2 separate regions of the Homo sapiens genome follow, and region 2 is linked to region 1. A link is a loop called in an ENCODE intact Hi-C map of the cell type or tissue named here. Cell type or tissue: PC-9. All regions are shown on one strand.

What was found. A loop is a pair of places that touch in the nucleus more often than their neighbours do. Peaks named below come from ENCODE experiments on the same cell type or tissue, not always from the same donor. Only the 100,000 strongest peaks of a DNase experiment are listed, where the experiment ranks them.
Region 2: a loop joins it to region 1, with 2.7 times the contacts of the local background. A loop is called at or near these places in 2 of 110 quality-filtered maps.

Annotation. Positions count from the first base shown.
Region 1 is chr3:13,214,789-13,222,788 of GRCh38, forward strand. It overlaps a transcript of IQSEC1 not described here. Among named protein-coding and RNA genes, the nearest start is that of IQSEC1, 150 kb to the left of the region's middle. RefSeq lists enhancers at 4,944-5,467, 5,468-5,990, 5,991-6,513. In PC-9, no CTCF peak of the experiment used is centred here; DNase peaks (open chromatin) are centred at 1,353 and 3,573; H3K27ac peaks cover 2,686 bases.
Region 2 is chr3:13,156,086-13,164,085 of GRCh38, forward strand. It overlaps a transcript of IQSEC1 not described here. Among named protein-coding and RNA genes, the nearest start is that of IQSEC1, 87 kb to the left of the region's middle. RefSeq lists an enhancer at 5,256-5,781. In PC-9, no CTCF peak of the experiment used is centred here; a DNase peak (open chromatin) is centred at 4,016; H3K27ac peaks cover 762 bases.

The DNA of each region.
Region 1 (8,000 bases):
GCGGCACCTGGCATTCTGGAACTTCTCTTTCTGTGTAAAGAGCAAGAGCAGGTCCCAGTGTTTGCAGCTGAGCGCCAGGACCGACGTCGGGCTCTGCTGAGCACTAGCCGAATGAACAGGCACCCGAGTGAACGGATGAGTGGAATTTACTGCACCCATAAGTAGAATCTTGAGCCCTGTGCCTGACCTAGACTAGGCCCTCAGACATGGTTCAGGGCTGGCAGGATGAGTAAGTGCCTACTGAATGCAAAGGCTGCAGAGGCGAGAGGCAGGTGGTGGGGATGCAGCTCCTTGTGCACCATCTGGCAAGGGAAGAGAAGGTGACTCTTTACCACCAACCCCTCCCCTGTGCCAGGCTCCTGCAGTACACAAGACAGGAGCATGGAGGAAAATCAAACCAAGCCTCCGCCAGTGGGATGGAAAAGGTTTCCAAATAAACCAGCGGCCAAGGCTCAGAATGGCTGACCAGAGGCCTTGCCCAGAGGACAGAGAAATCCACACGGCTGCCTGATGAAATCGAGAGGACACGCCAACTAGATTAGCACAGATCATCAGCCTACAACCAAAGTACCTGCTCCAGGAGCACACGGAGCTTTGGCGCCCACCTTCAGGCTCTGGCCATGCCAGACATCATGAAGGGCAGCCTCAGGCTCCCTCAGAAAAGCAAAGAACAAGAACTGCAAGAGTTTCGTTTAAAATCCATGTTAAGTCTGAACAGCTTCACAATTGCAATTAGCCAGACAGAGCTCTCTGCACATTTGAGAGGCTTGATAAACGCCTCTTTGGTCCTGGGGCCGAGGGAGGCAAAGTTGCACAGATAATAAAACACCAGGGCATTACCAAATCTTCTCAGCATGGATGACACATGGATGTGTTGATGGGGCCCAGAGAAGGCCGACATGGCCACTGCACTCCACCCCTGGCACGGGCTGGGCAGAGAGGCCGGTATGATCAGCAATTCCCACATAAGCTCAGAGCCCCTCCACAGTGGCTGATGCCATATAGCTGGGGAGCAGCTGGGCTGAGAGGAGAGCCCGTTTCTCAAACGTCTCCTGTTGAGAAGGGCCAGGGACCTTCAGGCAGGATCTGCTGTGGAGCTCACAGAACAAGTATCCTCCGAGCCCCAGAGCAGACCAGGCCCGGGGCTTCCAAACCAAATCTCTGTCTCAGCCCTCACAGCCAAAGTCTGCTTCTCTTAGTGATTCCTAAACATCCAGACACCATGTGCAGGGGATGATGCCCTCAAAGACGGGTAGAGCCACTTCCTGGGGCTGGGCAGGCCCTCCAGAGCTCTGTCCAACACCTATTGGAAATGCCTTTAAGTGGGCGTGTCCTTTGGCCATTCTAGGAATCTATCCAAAGGACACAGTCATTGCACAAAGATGCAAAGATTGGCAGTGACCAATTGCTCAACGGTAGGAGGTTGCATATGTAATAACAGCACCCATGCAGTGTGGGAAAATAGGCAGCCAACAGCGCAGCTGTAGAACAGCATTTCCCAACCAGCATCCCCTACACCAGCAGCCCCATGTGAGCTCCCAGAGGAACACATGGTCAAATATGTTTAGGACTCATTACCAGCAGGGGACAGGGGGCCCTCGGAAGGGGCCACTTGAGCCAGCCACATGAAGGGACGGCTTACAGAGGGCAGGTGAGGGCAGGGAGCCCCCCAGAGACACACCCAGGGCTAGCAGAGCGACGAGCTGTCCACTCCCTGGACCTAAGGGATGAGAGGGAGCAGTCACCTGAACCCAAAGGGATTGCAGAGGGGAGCTGTGGCTGGGGACAGGGGGACCGCAGGAGGGGCTAGAGAAATGAATATCCCAGCCTCTTTCCATCCTGCCCACTGATCTCCCATCAGTAAACCCACCAGAAAGCTGGAGGGTGCGGAAGCCAGTGAGAGAGGGCATCCCTCCAGGGCACAGAGTATGGTGAGCAGTGGACAGTGGGTCCAGACAGACAGATGGACAGAACACCCGGATGCACTCTCTTCCCCGTGGAGAAACAAAATGCTATTCTATTCATTAGCACATGGAATACACACATTTAACTTCACTTACCCCTGCCCACTCCAGAACATATGGACGCTTTCTCCCGATGAGTTTAGGTCACACTGACCTAGAAGAGTTAATGGCATAGGACACAGCATATCACGACGCAGGCAAGGTGAACACACTGCAAAACTTAGCTGATGACAGGAGCCCAATGGTGGTGACAAAGGATTTGCCATGGAGAAGAGCCCTGAAGGACATTCTCCCCCATTACAGATGACAAAAGATGATTTTGATTTTATTCTTAGTGCTTTTAAAAAAAAAATCCAACTGAACAGAGTGAACCTGACTCAGGCTTTTTTGCTTGTTTTGTTTTACAATTCAATGACTTTTGTAACTTTCACTGAATGGTGCAATTACCACCATAATGTTAGATTTACAATGTTTTCTTCTCCCAATGAGATCCCTCATGCATTTACATCCAATGCATTCCCTTATCCATCTTCAGCCCCCAGCAATCACTAATCTACTTCTATCTCTATGGGGTTGCCTTTTCAGGACTTCCATATGCCACAGTCTGGTGGCGGGGCTTCCTCCACTTGGCATTGTGTTTTTGAGGTTTATCCATGACATAGGGTGCACCAGCAGATCGTTCCTTTTCAGGGCTGAGTAGTAGTCCACTGTGTGGAAGTACCAAGTTTTCTCTCCATTCACACCATTTTTTTCACAATGCTTCTGCCTTAAACCACTGGGAGGGACTTGCTCTCCAGAAAGAGAGCATAATGGAGGCACCTCCACAGCTGGTCCAGAAGCCTTGGGTCTGGCTGGCTCCAAATTTCCCCAACTTGATTCATTCTAGGCCCCATCTCCAGTTTTGTGCCATGTCCCTATAAACTACTTAGTATTTTCCTTTAAATTGCCTCACTCCTTTACTTAAATGTATTTTGAAAAGAAAATTCACTTTTATTTATATTCACATTTTAAATGTAAAATACTATCATTACTTGAAATAGAAAAGAATGCTCAAAATAATACCAGGAACACAAAACAATGACATCACATTCTTGCTCCAGACTCTTGCTGTTTCACCCCAAGCTGATCCCTGAAAGAGGCCCAGACACCAGACTGGCACCAAACTGAGCCACTGTCCCATACAGAACCAGAAGAGCTGGAAAGACCTGGGATGTAATGACCTGACCTCTACACAGCACCCGAAGCATCTAGAAGCAGCACCATCATCACATGCTAGCCCCCCACCTAAAGTCAGGTGCACCCCTGGCTTCCGAGGCCCCCTGGCAGCTCCGGCATTCTAGGATTCCAGGATTCCCACATGCAGAGGCTGGGAACCTTGACAAAGCTGTGTCGGGGGTGGGAGCAGGAGTGACCTAGCACCTCCTGTGTGCTGACTTCCTTCCACATGCACCTATGGTGCTCCCAGGTGTGCGAGGCCTGGGGCAAGGCATGGGTGGGGAGCGGCTGGACCTTGCTGTGCTGAATCCTTGAAGTTGGGATCATTTTTTAATCCCATTAGTCCCCAGGGTCTGGCTCAGTGCTGGCTATACAGCAGGTGCTCATGGAATGTAGAATGAATGACTCATAGGTGTGTGCATGAATGAGCTGGCTGGTGAGAGAAAAAGACAGACAGAATAACTCATCTGAAAACTACTCGAACCATTCAAAAGGTGCTGCTCTCCAAGGCAACAGAGTCTTTGGCGGGAGGTGTGGGAAGCCTGTGGCCGAGACAGCATAGTGGCTGCACTAACACACAAGATGCTTTTCACAACTCATGACTGGGGAAAAGGGAAAAGGTTTTTAAAATTTTTTCATGGAAACTGGAAAATGAAGTTCATGTGCTCTATTTGCTCCTGTTCATGCACAGGTGGAGGTGAGGGGTGGCCCCAGGCCCAGAGGTGTCTGTCGGGGAGACCCCTGACTGCCACCCTCAAGGGTGTGCACTGGGTCCTGCAGGCAATGGGGGAGCCATTGAACATTCTTGAGTGAGGGTGGCCTGAACAGATCCAGCTTCAGCATGACTTCTCTGGCAGCAGGTGTGCAATGGAAGGAACCTGGAGGAAGGAGGGCAGCCCCGGCCGCCACCTCTACCCCCAGAGGCTTCTACACGTCCTCAAACTCTCCCAAATCACCCATAATGCCTCCTTTTCCCTCACCTACTCAATGCCACCCACCAAGTCAGCTGCACGTGCACCCAAAATGCTCTTGTCGCCACAGCCACCCTGGTCCAGGCCAGCAGCAGCTTTCCCCTGGGCCACCATGTCAGTCTCCCAGCGGATCTGGCAGCTGCCTCGGGCCCTTCTACAATTTGTGCCACAGCAGGAAAGGCCTTTAAAATAACGTCACACCATGTCACCCCCAAGCTCCTGCAAAAACCCTCCAAAAGCTCAGTCCATCCACCTCACCAGCAGGCCCTGGCTGAGCCATGCTTCCCCAGAGACAGGCTGCATGGTGCTCCTGACACCTGCTCCCAAGTTCACTGGTAAGAGGAAGCCGAAGGTCAGCGGACTCCAGAACTGGCCCTTCACTGGCCGCGGCTGCCCACACTGTCCAGGTGCTGGAAATCCCCTCCCTGGAGTTTCTCCTGGCAGTGTAACCACCCCACAGCCCCCCAGGGAGCTCCCCACATTGGAAAAATATTTCTGGGGCCCTGGTGGCCCCAAATTGGGATGGCCACCATCAAGGATGTGCCCCCACCCCCGGCGGGAAGGCACATGAAGCAGACGCACCTCGCAGAGCGCTGCCTCATTAATACTCATCGCCACTTCACCAACACCCACCCGGCGGTCTTCGGGGATCAGCGGAGGTGTGAAAGTGGATGCATTAGGATGTTAAATAGTTCAACAGCAAGCAGCTCCTGCCAAGTGCTTAGTGGCTTTCTGCTTGCTGGGGCAGTGGCGCCAGTGCTGGCCCAAGGCCCGGCCACCTCAGCAGGACAGCATGAGGACAGTCCGGGCCTGCCACGTGGCCACCAGAGGTGGGGTGGTGCCTCTAACCAGCTGGGGGGTGGCACATCTTCATCCATGGACCATCACTTCCCAGCAAGGCCCTGAGAGGCTGGTGGCTTATTTCCTTAATGCCACTGCTGCCCACAATATCCAGAGAGTTTGACTTTGGGACTTGAATGCATTTATTTGTCTTCTCTCTCCCAGTCACTCCAGGCGTGGCAACTCCTCACCGGAAACCTGAAACGTGGCAAAAGTCACCTGCAGCCCCAGTCCTGGGAACCGGGGTCTGTGCAGCCACCTGTGCTCAGGCTGCCACCACCCCCGTCACAGGCTCCTGCTGGGACACTATTTCTAAACCCCAGCTTTAGGCACTTCAGTGCTTTTGAAGATTTTAAATTGGCACGGGTTAGCATTGCAAACTCAACTGCCTCCTGGGGCCGGCAGTGGCCGGGCCAGGTGGGCCTGGAGCAAACTGGAGAGCCAGCCTGGCCCCTCCAAGGGGACTGCGCCACTCAGTTCCAGCCCCAGACCTTGATCGCCTCAAATTTCAAACTTGGAAATGGTCACATAGGGCCTGTGACCAACATTGCCAATTTGAGACTTGGGGCCCAGGAGAAGAATGGGGGCAAAGAAGGGGGGTCCTTGCCCCCTACTCCTTTTCCACCCCATTATCTGCCAGTTGCCCCTCACACCCCACTGGCCCCCACAAGGGGCTTCTCCCGCTCTGTGGCCATCATCTAGACTGAGACATGGGTCTAGACTGAGAGTCCCTCAAAGGCAAGGCTTCTGAGTCCCAGGGAAGAGGACTCCCTGCTAAATTTTCATTGAATTAAATGACTAATTAATGATCTAGCCTATTTCCTGGTCGGGACAAGGTCAGCCTCACGGCCATCGCTGACTTGCTCCTCTGGTTTATGCATGGTCTCAGGAGTCAGTCCCTACAGAGCACGGCCTGAGACATTCCGAGGTGCACGTCGACCCTTGCAGAGGACAGCCAGCACCCCAAGTGTGAAGGGCGATGCCGCCTGGACACTCACGTCCCGGGATATTTGGCTAAACTGGCCTCATTAACAGGCCGGCCAAACACTCCTCACATATCCACTGGCATCTAGATCTGCGTGGATGGGTTTTGCTGCCAAACTCCTGTTTCTATTGACAGCTACCAGCCACCGGGCCACTTCACAGGCATTAATGCCACTTATTTCTCAAACCGGCTTCAAGAGCTGCTGGCCTCATCCATGGTTGGGGAAACGACATAGGGGAACAACATTGTAGAGAAAGGCAGCGACTGAGGCTTAAGGAGGCAGGGAGGCCAGTGAGCAGGGGAGGCCAGGGCTCATAAGCAGGGCTGTCGCTGGAAGGACCCTATAGTGTGACACCATAGCAAGGCCTGGAGCCAGGAGGCCTTGGTGAGGGGAGGGAAGTGGTTTCTGCCCCTGAGGCCACTATTCCAGGCCCCGCCCTGGTCACGGTGGGGTGCCTGGGTGGTGCCCAGAGGGATTTTCCTGAGGGTGGACACAGGCTTCAGCCCGCCTGCTCTGGGGGCAGCTGCCTGACCCACGCCCCTCTGCAGGCCCCTCTGTCTCAGCCAGAAGGGTGACACTGTTCCTCCAACAGGACATGTCCCTGCGGTAGGAGCCAGGGAGAGGTGGAGTTAGGACAGAGCCTCTGTCACACAGAGGCCTCCTTCAACCTCAAGCATCCTCAGGGGGCACAGGAAGGGCCTTCCAGGCAAGGCCAAGTAGAGGGCCCCCACCTGTGGACTCCCACCCCAACTGCCTGCGGCCAAGCCCCTGCCCGCCCACCCCAGGCCGCCTGGCCAAGGAGGCCCTCCCAAGGCAAACCCAGGGGCCTAACAAGCTCAGACACTGCAGGTCTCCCAGGGCCCCAGGAACAGACGCCTGGAGCCCACGGCGGCTCTCCGTCTCCTGCCCAAGTGGGGCTTCCATCCCTCCAATGGGGCAGCGTGTGGCTCCATGACTGTATCACAGAGGCCGGGCCTCCTCGGCAGGGAGCTGCCTCCGGCATTGGCATCTGCCACAAAACCGGGAACTCCCCTGCAGTCAGCGATCTGGAAAGCCAGCCTCCCAAACTAGATTCATAAAGGACTCCAGGGCCTGATCTGGAAATTTAGTGTGCTCCGAAAATGAGCCAGTTTCCTCAACCATGACCAGGCCCGCCTGGAGATGGTAGCCGCGGAGCAGAGGGGCAGGAGGGAGGAGAAACACCCCAGCCTACAGCCCTGCAACCCCCAGAGGAGTGTCCCCTTTCCTTTTCATTATGGTAAAGGATACATAACACACATTTACCACCTCATCCATTTTAAGCGCACACTTCAGTGGCATTAAGACTTTCTCATCTTCCCCAACTGAAACTCTGCCCCATGAAACACGAACCCCCAGCCCCCCTCCCCCAGCCCCTGGCACCTCCATTCCACTTTCTGTCTCCGTGAATGTGACTACTCCAGGGACCTCACAGAAGTGGAATCATGCAGTATTTGTCCTTTTGTGGCCGGCTCATTCACTAGCATCCTGTCGTCCAGGTTCATCCCTGTTGCAGCGCAGCACAGAACGCCCTTCCTTTTTAGGGTGAATCATATTCCATTGTAGGGACAGACCACGTTCATCTGTCACGGACACTTTCTTTGCTTCCACCTTTGGCTATTGTGAGTAATGCTGTTGTGAACATGGGTGTGCACACATCTGTTTGAGGCCTTGCTTTCAATTCTTTTGGGTCTACACTGAGAAGTGGGATTGCCGGATCATATGGGAATTGTATTGTATGTTTAACTCCTTCGGGAACCACCACACCGTTTCCCACGGCGGCTGCACCACGTTACCTCCCCCCAGCAATGGAGCCACAGAGGTTCTTATTTCTCCACATCCTCACCAACCAGAGAATGGCCTCTCGCAGCAGACGCTGGGGGCCAAGCTCGGTGGTAGAGGCCATTGAAAGCACTCCCAGGTCAAACAGGCTTGGGAAACTGATCACGTTTCTTCCCCACCGGACTCCTCAGAGTGCTCGATGTGCCAATGAGCTCAGGACCCAC
Region 2 (8,000 bases), 59 kb before region 1:
GCTGGGCATGGTGGTGCACACCTGTAATCCCAGCTACTCAGGAGGCTGAGGCAGGAGAATTGCTTGAACCTGGGAGGCAGAGGTTGCAGTGAGCTGAAACTGCACTGCTGCACTCTAGCCTAGGTGATAGAGCGAGACTCCGTCCCAAAAAAATAAAAATTAAAAATAAAATAAATAAAATAAAAACACTAAACAAAATAGGAATGGAAAGAAACTACCTCAACATAATGAAGACCATATACAAAAAATCCACAGCTAACATCATACTCAGCAGTGAAAGACTGAAAGCTTTTTAGCTAAGATCAGGAACAAGACAAGGATGTCATTTTTGTCATTTGGGCTCAACATAGTATTGGAAGTCCTAGATAGGCAATTAGGAAAGAGAAAGAAGTGCATGATGGAGGGACAGAAGTGGGAGCATTCAGGCATGTGGACAGACAAGCTTAGCACATTTAGCTCTGGCCTCCTTCCAGAGGTGCTCCCCTTGGATGTGGGAAGTGGCAAGTACAGAGACCAAAATAGCATGCTGTGCCAGGGCACATGGCAGAGCACTGAGGCACAGCACTGCATAAGACAAAGTTCCTGCTGACATTCCAGTGGGGACAGGCAGATAAGGGACAGAAGTAAACTGGCTGATGTGCAGAGATTGGCTAGGTTACTTCAGGTGAGATGATAAGGGAAGAGGAGCTGACATCTGAAGGGGGATTGGACTGAGGAGAACTCATCTTGGGTGAGACCTGGGGGAGCATGTTCTAGGCTGAGGGAACAGCACAGGCAAAGGCCCTGGGACACTAATGAGCTTGGAAGAATGGAGGTACCAGAAGGCCAGAGTGTGATGACCACAGTGATGGAGGAGAGAATGGAGAGTCAGATGTGGACAAGATCAAGAAAACTCTTGATGTTTTCATTTCCATTTGAGATAAGGACACTGAGGCTCAGGGAATTTGAGTCATTTGACCAAGGTCATTCAGCTTAGACCCTGGTTTCAAAGTCCTCACTGTCCCAAACACTGGACCTGGGTCAGATGCACACATACACATTGTGTCACCACCTTCTAAGTACCTTTAAGATTTGGTTGCAATAGAAGCAGATGTTTAGACAAGGCTTACCAAATGTATTTTGGGATTTAGTCTAATTCCCCATTAGTAGACTCCCTTGCCCCCACACCAATATCTCTGCCTCATCTTCTAAACAGTCAGTTATTAATTCTCTACACAAGTTCACAGAAAACAAATCAAAACGCAAAATACACCCAGTCAGATAGGTTTTTGCCCAGTGACTTCAATGTGGCTCCTATAAGATCTTTCTACTTCCCGTGTAAAGAAAGGCCCAGTAGTGCCTCTGAAAGCAGGCTGAGGGTATCCAGAGGCCATTCAAGGGTCTCAGGGACCCACAATTCATAGGCCACACAGCAGAATGAACACAGCTGAAGAAAGCACTAGTGAACTAGAAGACCATCCTGAGGAAATTGCTCAGGATACAGCACAGAGTCAAGGAGATGGAAAAGTAAAGTCCACCACAGTCAAGAATGCCCAAGAAATCTCAATCATAAACCCAGGGGAGCAAAGGAAGGAAGGAGGACAGCCAAAAGGGCACACTCTACAAGCAGCTGCTACCACCTCCTGCTCATGTAAACATGGGCTTGCCTCAGACCCTCCCTCAGGATTCTGAGCAGCCGCGTCTCCACAGACTGTGGCAGAGGGAGAAGAAAGGAAATGGATGTTAACTGAATGCTATGACATGGCATGTGCTGTTCCATCTATGCCTCATTTAATTGGTCCATGGCCTTGAGGCTAAAGTCTTTGCTCCGATTTCATCATGGGGCAGAAATTAACTGTATCTCATTGGTCTTCACACCCTTAGTAGTTAGCACAAAGACACAGTAGGTGCTCAATGAAGACTGTTAAATGAGTGTGAAATCTGAGGCTTGGAGAGCTCAGGGGCTGTTGCATAGTGACATGAGGGTAAGACAAAGAGAAAGGATTTGAATTCAAGATTATCTGCCCCCAGTGTCTGTACTCTTTTGATTCCACCGTGCTAAGAAATGTCCACTCGCCTCCAGAGGCCGCCGGCTCAGCCCTCAGTCCAGCACCTCCAAAACATGGCTGGATAGCGGCAGAGGGACCCGGCCCAGCCCCAGCCCGTCTCTCACATTTGGAGCCTGCTCCCATTCCTTCCTGGAGAGAAAGAGTTCAGCTCTGTCTACCTGGCACAGCAAACACTCCCAGCTTTGTCTGCCACGTTCAGCAGTTTTCATACCTCCTTGTGAACAAAATAAACTGTGTGTTCTCATTTTGGGTTTGGGGAAAAAGGCCCAGTTAATTACAAAGGCTGCTTTGCCTTGGTATGGAGACAGAAAACTGGATTTGTTTGGACTAATTACGTTTACTCACACATCTTGGTTCCAGCTGAGTCAATGCTGGTAACCAGGCCCACCGTCTCCAGAATCTCCCCCACCATCCCCAAACAAAACAGTCCTTGGGCTCTCCTCATTGTCCCAGCCCTGAGCCTTGCTGTTGCCTTTGGAAAATGCCAGTCAACGTTCAGAGTCCTGACGGGGAGGCGACCTACATGGGACCACCTCATGCAATATGCTTCTAAGGTCAGGGCTGGGCGTGGTAATCCCAGCACTTTAGGAGTCCGAGACAGGCAGATCACTTGAGCCCAGGAGTTCAAGTTCAGCCTGGGCATCATGACAAAACCCTGTCTCTACTAAAAATACAAAAATTAGCCAAGCGTGGTGGTGTGCGCCTGTAGTCCCAGCCACTCAGGAGGCTGAGGCACGAGAATCGCTGGAACCCAGGAGGCGGAGGTTGCAGTGAGCTGAGATCACACCACTGCATTCCAGCCTGGGTGACAGAGTAGGACTCGGTCTCAAAAAAAAAAAAATTCTTCTAAGTGTTAGAAGCAAAATTTCTGCACTTCAGTCAGCTCATGCTTATGAAGGGTACGTGTCTGCCACTGGACACTGGCATACTTGGAGAAATTCTGTTTCCTTGGAGAGACCATATGTTCAGGCAGCCTGTTAAGATCATGTGGGCGCTTATTTAAAATGCAGATTCAGGCTGGGCACAGTGACTCACCCTGTAATCCCAACACTTTGGGAGGTTGAGGCAAGCGGATTACTTGAGGTCAGGAGTTTGAGACCAGCCTGGCCAACATGGTGAAACCTGTTTCTACTAAAAATATAAAAATTAGCTGGGCCTGGTGGCAGACACCTGCAATCCCAGCTTCTCGGGAGGCTGAAGCAGGAGAATCGCTTGAACCTGGGAAGTGAAGGTTACAGTGAGCCGAGATCACGTCACTGCACTCCAGCCTGGACAACAAGAACAAGACCCCATCTCAAAAAAATGTAGATTCCCAGACCCTGCCCAGACCTACTGAGTGAGGCATGAAAGGGATAGGGCCTGGCAATCTGTATTTTCAACAAGCACCACAGGCGACACTGACTTGCGAAGGCTTTGGTGCACAGCATCCCACCTTTGCACTCGAAATCCACGTCATCCTAGGCAAGCTGTTTTGTACTTCTCAGCCTCAATTTCCCAGAGCTGAAAAAATAAGGGCCAATAATAACTCTCTTACAAGGGTGCGGGTGGTTGTGCAGATGAGGTGAGACCCCCACCCACAGTGAGAACTCATTGAATGGAACTTATTCCTATGACTGAATGTAGCTGAGTTAATTTCAAGGATTTGACGGAGTGCTGGGGGAAAAAAGATAATGCTTGCACCCTGCAGAAAGCCCTGGCACTTTCAAACCAGTATCCACATTCTCTCTAGACCCTCCACCCGGTCATTCATTTTTGCAGACTCCAAACTCCACAAACCTCTTCTCTTCCTATGGTCCCTCTTCCATAAATAAATCATTAGAAGATTCACATTTGAGGGCCTCCAGAGCCTTCCTCTTAGTGGAGTCAAAAGCAGACACATCCTCCCGGGGAACAATGAGCAAAGTCCTACATTTGCAAAATGGTCAAAAAATGAGTCATTTCATTTGTGGAAAATGAATATATCTGATCTTGCAAATGTTTTGCCTCAGGGGAAAGTAGTGAGCGTGAATTCACAAACAGGCTTCTCCATGCAAAAGCACTTCCCTGCTGCTCCGGAGGCTAAGAAAAGCAAACCAGAAAGGTGGCAACTCCGATCATTTGAGTCTAAAGAACAAGAATCTCACCAAGCAGGGACCTTGGGGCAGGGCAAGAGCTGGTGGGGAGGAGGTGTCTCTCAGGGCTATCCTTAATTTTTTAAATTTATTTTTGGTAGAGACGGGGTCCGGCTATGTTGCCCAGGCTAGTCTTGGACTCCTGGCCTCAAATGATCTTCCTGCCTTGGCCTCCCAAAGTGCTGGGATTACAAGTGTGAGCCCCCAAGCCCTGCCCCTGTGTGTCCTTAATATTTAGCACAAGCCATGAGCTCTCAAGGTCAGTCATATTTTCCTTAGGCAAATAAAATCCATACACAGCTTCACTGATTTTTCAAGTGCAGAATCTCTGCCCATTAATTTTAGTGAGTGTTTGGTAAGGGGAGGGTGTTGCGGGGGCAGTCTCCACTGAGCATGGGAGTGGTCCATTTTTCCTCTTCCTTCTGGTTTCTGGCCTGAAAATATTTATGAGTCCTGAGTCCAATCAAACACACATGAACATGTGCCTGTTCTGTGCAAGGCATCCTGCCCAGGGCTCCCAGCAAGGCCAAGATGAATCCACTGCACAGACACCCCCTGGGTGCCTGTTCTGTGCCCCACAGGTGCTGGCACCATCGAGCCACAACTCAGGGGCCTCATCCCTGTCCTGGGGGTCTTCCTCTGCCTGAGAGGAAAGACAAATGCTTAAGTCATTTGGACACAAAGCAGAAGGGACTGGGATATCAAAAGTGAAGCATAAAAGGCCACAGAGACAACCAGGAGGCCACCCTGTCAGCCCCAGCTCCCCTGAAAGCTCCAGAAAGGCAGCTGCCATGGGGGCTCTGAGAAAGGAAGGGATCTTCGGGGGGTGGAGTGGAGCATTTTCTAAACATAGGAAACATCCTGAGTCACACACAGCAGGGGGCAGGCACGCAGGAATCATGGGCCGCATTTAGAAAGGCGAGTGGCATCATTTGGTGGGAGCTGGAGGTGCGCATGGGAAGGCTGTGGAAGCGCAGCTGCGCTGGTAGGGGTGTGGCGTCCAGGGACCACCAGGGCCACTGCCACAGTGTGTCAGCCCAGGGGGAGTGCGGGAGGAGAAGCGGGGGAGGGCCGTGGTCACACTTTAGTTTTCCAACCTCCCCTCTAGCGGGTCTGGAGAGGGTAGAAGCGCTCAGAGAGAACTGCAGTCAGGATCCCAGGTTTGGGGACGCAGACCCCGCACGGACACTGCTCTGGAAGCCCAGATCTGGTGACTCTCTGTCCAGAGGGTGGGGGCAGGGTAGATCTGAATGATCTGGGACCTCTGGTCCTGAGAAAAGGGAGGCCCAGCTCCTGGGGGAAGGGTGTGACCCATGACATAGGCCTGGCAGCCAAGTCGTCAGCTGCATGGGAAGAAACACAATGCCTGTGCATGATGGGGACAACGGGCCAGGGCAGGTAAAGCCATGACGAGTCACATCTGACCCCAGCATCTTAGCCTCAGCAACACTGTCTACTGCGATGTCCACACGGCAGGGCATTTTGGGGCTGGATTCTTCAGCCCTGGAAGAACTAAACACAGCCTTCCCTGCTGGAACTTCCATCCGCGATCTCCCTTGCCCGGCTTCTCCTGTCTGTGCACCCTGCTGGGAGCTGTGTGGCTCGGAGCTGGGACATATGCTCGGCTCTGTGTGCCAGTCCCCCTGCAACGCAGAGGCCATTCCTCATTCTCCCCAGGCAGCCAGTCATGCTCACTCCTGGGGTCCCTGCACATGCTGTTCCCCCACCGAAATGTCGTTCCCATCCTCCTCCCCCAGGGCTGGGTTCCACAGCGCCTGCCTGGCAAATGCTTTCCTGATGATCCGCTGGAGTGAACACCAGGCCGGGTGGGGCTGGGGCAGACCAGATCCCCACCACGAGGGTGTATTCACTCTACATGTTCACTAGCCCCCGCTCAGGTCACCAGTGAGAGCAGGCTGTTCTCAGGGCGACCCCGTAAGGGACCCGCTGCCCACCATGAACTTTCACAGAATGAGGGTTTCAGGTAAGCAGCTGCCTTCTTGGAAGACAGAGGGAGAAGGGCACCTTGGGGGGATTGGGGGAAGCTTAGATCCCAAAGGAGCCCAGAGAGGCAGGCCAGGGAGGGCCTGAGAGGCTGCGAGGCCATCTCCTTCCTGAGCCTGCAGCCCCTCCGAGTCCATGTGGGAATCCCCTTCCACCTCAGAGCCAGCCCCAGGGATTGGCAACCCACCCTCTCCCTAACCTGTTGTTTTGAATTAATTGTTTGAACAAGTATTACATTGACAGGGTTCAGAACCCTCAGGAATATTCCTAGGTCTGCCCTGAGGAAGCATACAGGCACTGGAGGCCCTGCCCCTTGCCCTCCCTCTGAAGGGACCATTTTAAGAGACAACTGTTTCCTTCCTGCTTCTTTTTGCTGACAAATTAAATAAGAATATACGTACTTACACCTGCCCTTTCTTACCCAAAGTAGTGTGAGATGTGTACTCTCACACCCTGCTTTGCTCACTTAATGGTACATTCCAGAGCTTTCTCCATCGTGCACCAGGGCAGTCTCCCCTCCTCCTCCTCAGGGCCACGCTGTGTTCCAGGGTGGAGCCATGTGGCGGTGCACACCTCAGGCTGCAAGGGGCCTGCTGCCCCCTCCCTCGGATCCCCAGACCCTAGCCTTTGTCCATCCATCCCCCCGGGCATCCCCCCCTTATCCCTTTAGCTCCCACTCTTGCCAGCCCAAGTGCACCATCCCCAGCTAGTCCCCTCACCTGGGCTTCACCCCTGCACACAGTCCTTCTGGGACCCTCTCTCTCTCCAGTTCCCCTTCTGAGCATGCCTCTGCTTCCTGCGAGACCCTGCCTCTCACTCCCTGGACTCTGGTTCCCTGGAGCCCAACTCCCTGCCAGTGTCCCCTGCTCCAAGCACATAGCCGACTGCCCCAAGTATAAGATTCAGCACCCCCTGTGCTGCCACCCAAGAGGCTCCCTGGGATGCAGCCTCCCCCAGATCTGTCTCTTGTTCTGCAGGCACCTGGAGGACCCCACTCCAGCTGGCATCCTCACGGCCAAGCTCAGGACATCTCATCTCCCCAGCCTGTAACATCACAATACAAACCAGCCACCTCAGGCCACCACCCTAAGACCTGGAAGTCCATCTGCTGCCAGAGGGGACTGGGGGTCCGTGGGCTCTTAACTGCCTCCTGGCCTCTCCTTCGCATCCCCAGCCTCACCATGCTGACCCCCATCTCCCATGACCATGGCCTTCTTGGTCCCCCAGCTCATGCCTTGAGAACTGCTGGGCCTCAGGCCCCGTGGCTGGGGCACTGACACCCCAGGTACTGTCTCAGACCAGACCCTCTTCTAGGTTCAGTCAGAGCCTCTGGCAGAAAGCCCACTCCATGTCCACCCCCACCTACCCTCGGTTGGTGGGGCGAGGATGGGCAGGGGCATTACGCCTGCCGTGGAGACACCCCTGCATTGTTAGAGGCTGGTTAGAGCCGGGCCCACCACCAAGCATCTTAGACTTGCCCTGACCCCGCCCAGCCCAGCCCCAGGGGTGTCAGGTATAGAAGTTTCTGGTCCTAGACGGGTCACAGCCTTGGCACACTGGGCCATCACCAGCCCCAGAAAGGAAGGGACAACCACCAACCTAGGTGATCTCTGCAGAGGTCACTCTAAACACAGGGAAGCTGGGAAGGGCTTTTGCTCCAGGATGCAGAGCCAACAGACGTGCTCTGCAGATCATGCCCAGGCCCTTGGGGCACACGCCAGGGCTGAAGGGGGCAGCCAGGGGAGGAGAGGTCTGACCTGGGAGACCCGCAGGGAGAAATCAAAGCACATGGTTTCATCAACGCCGCTCACCGCCAGGATTCAGACACACGGACAGA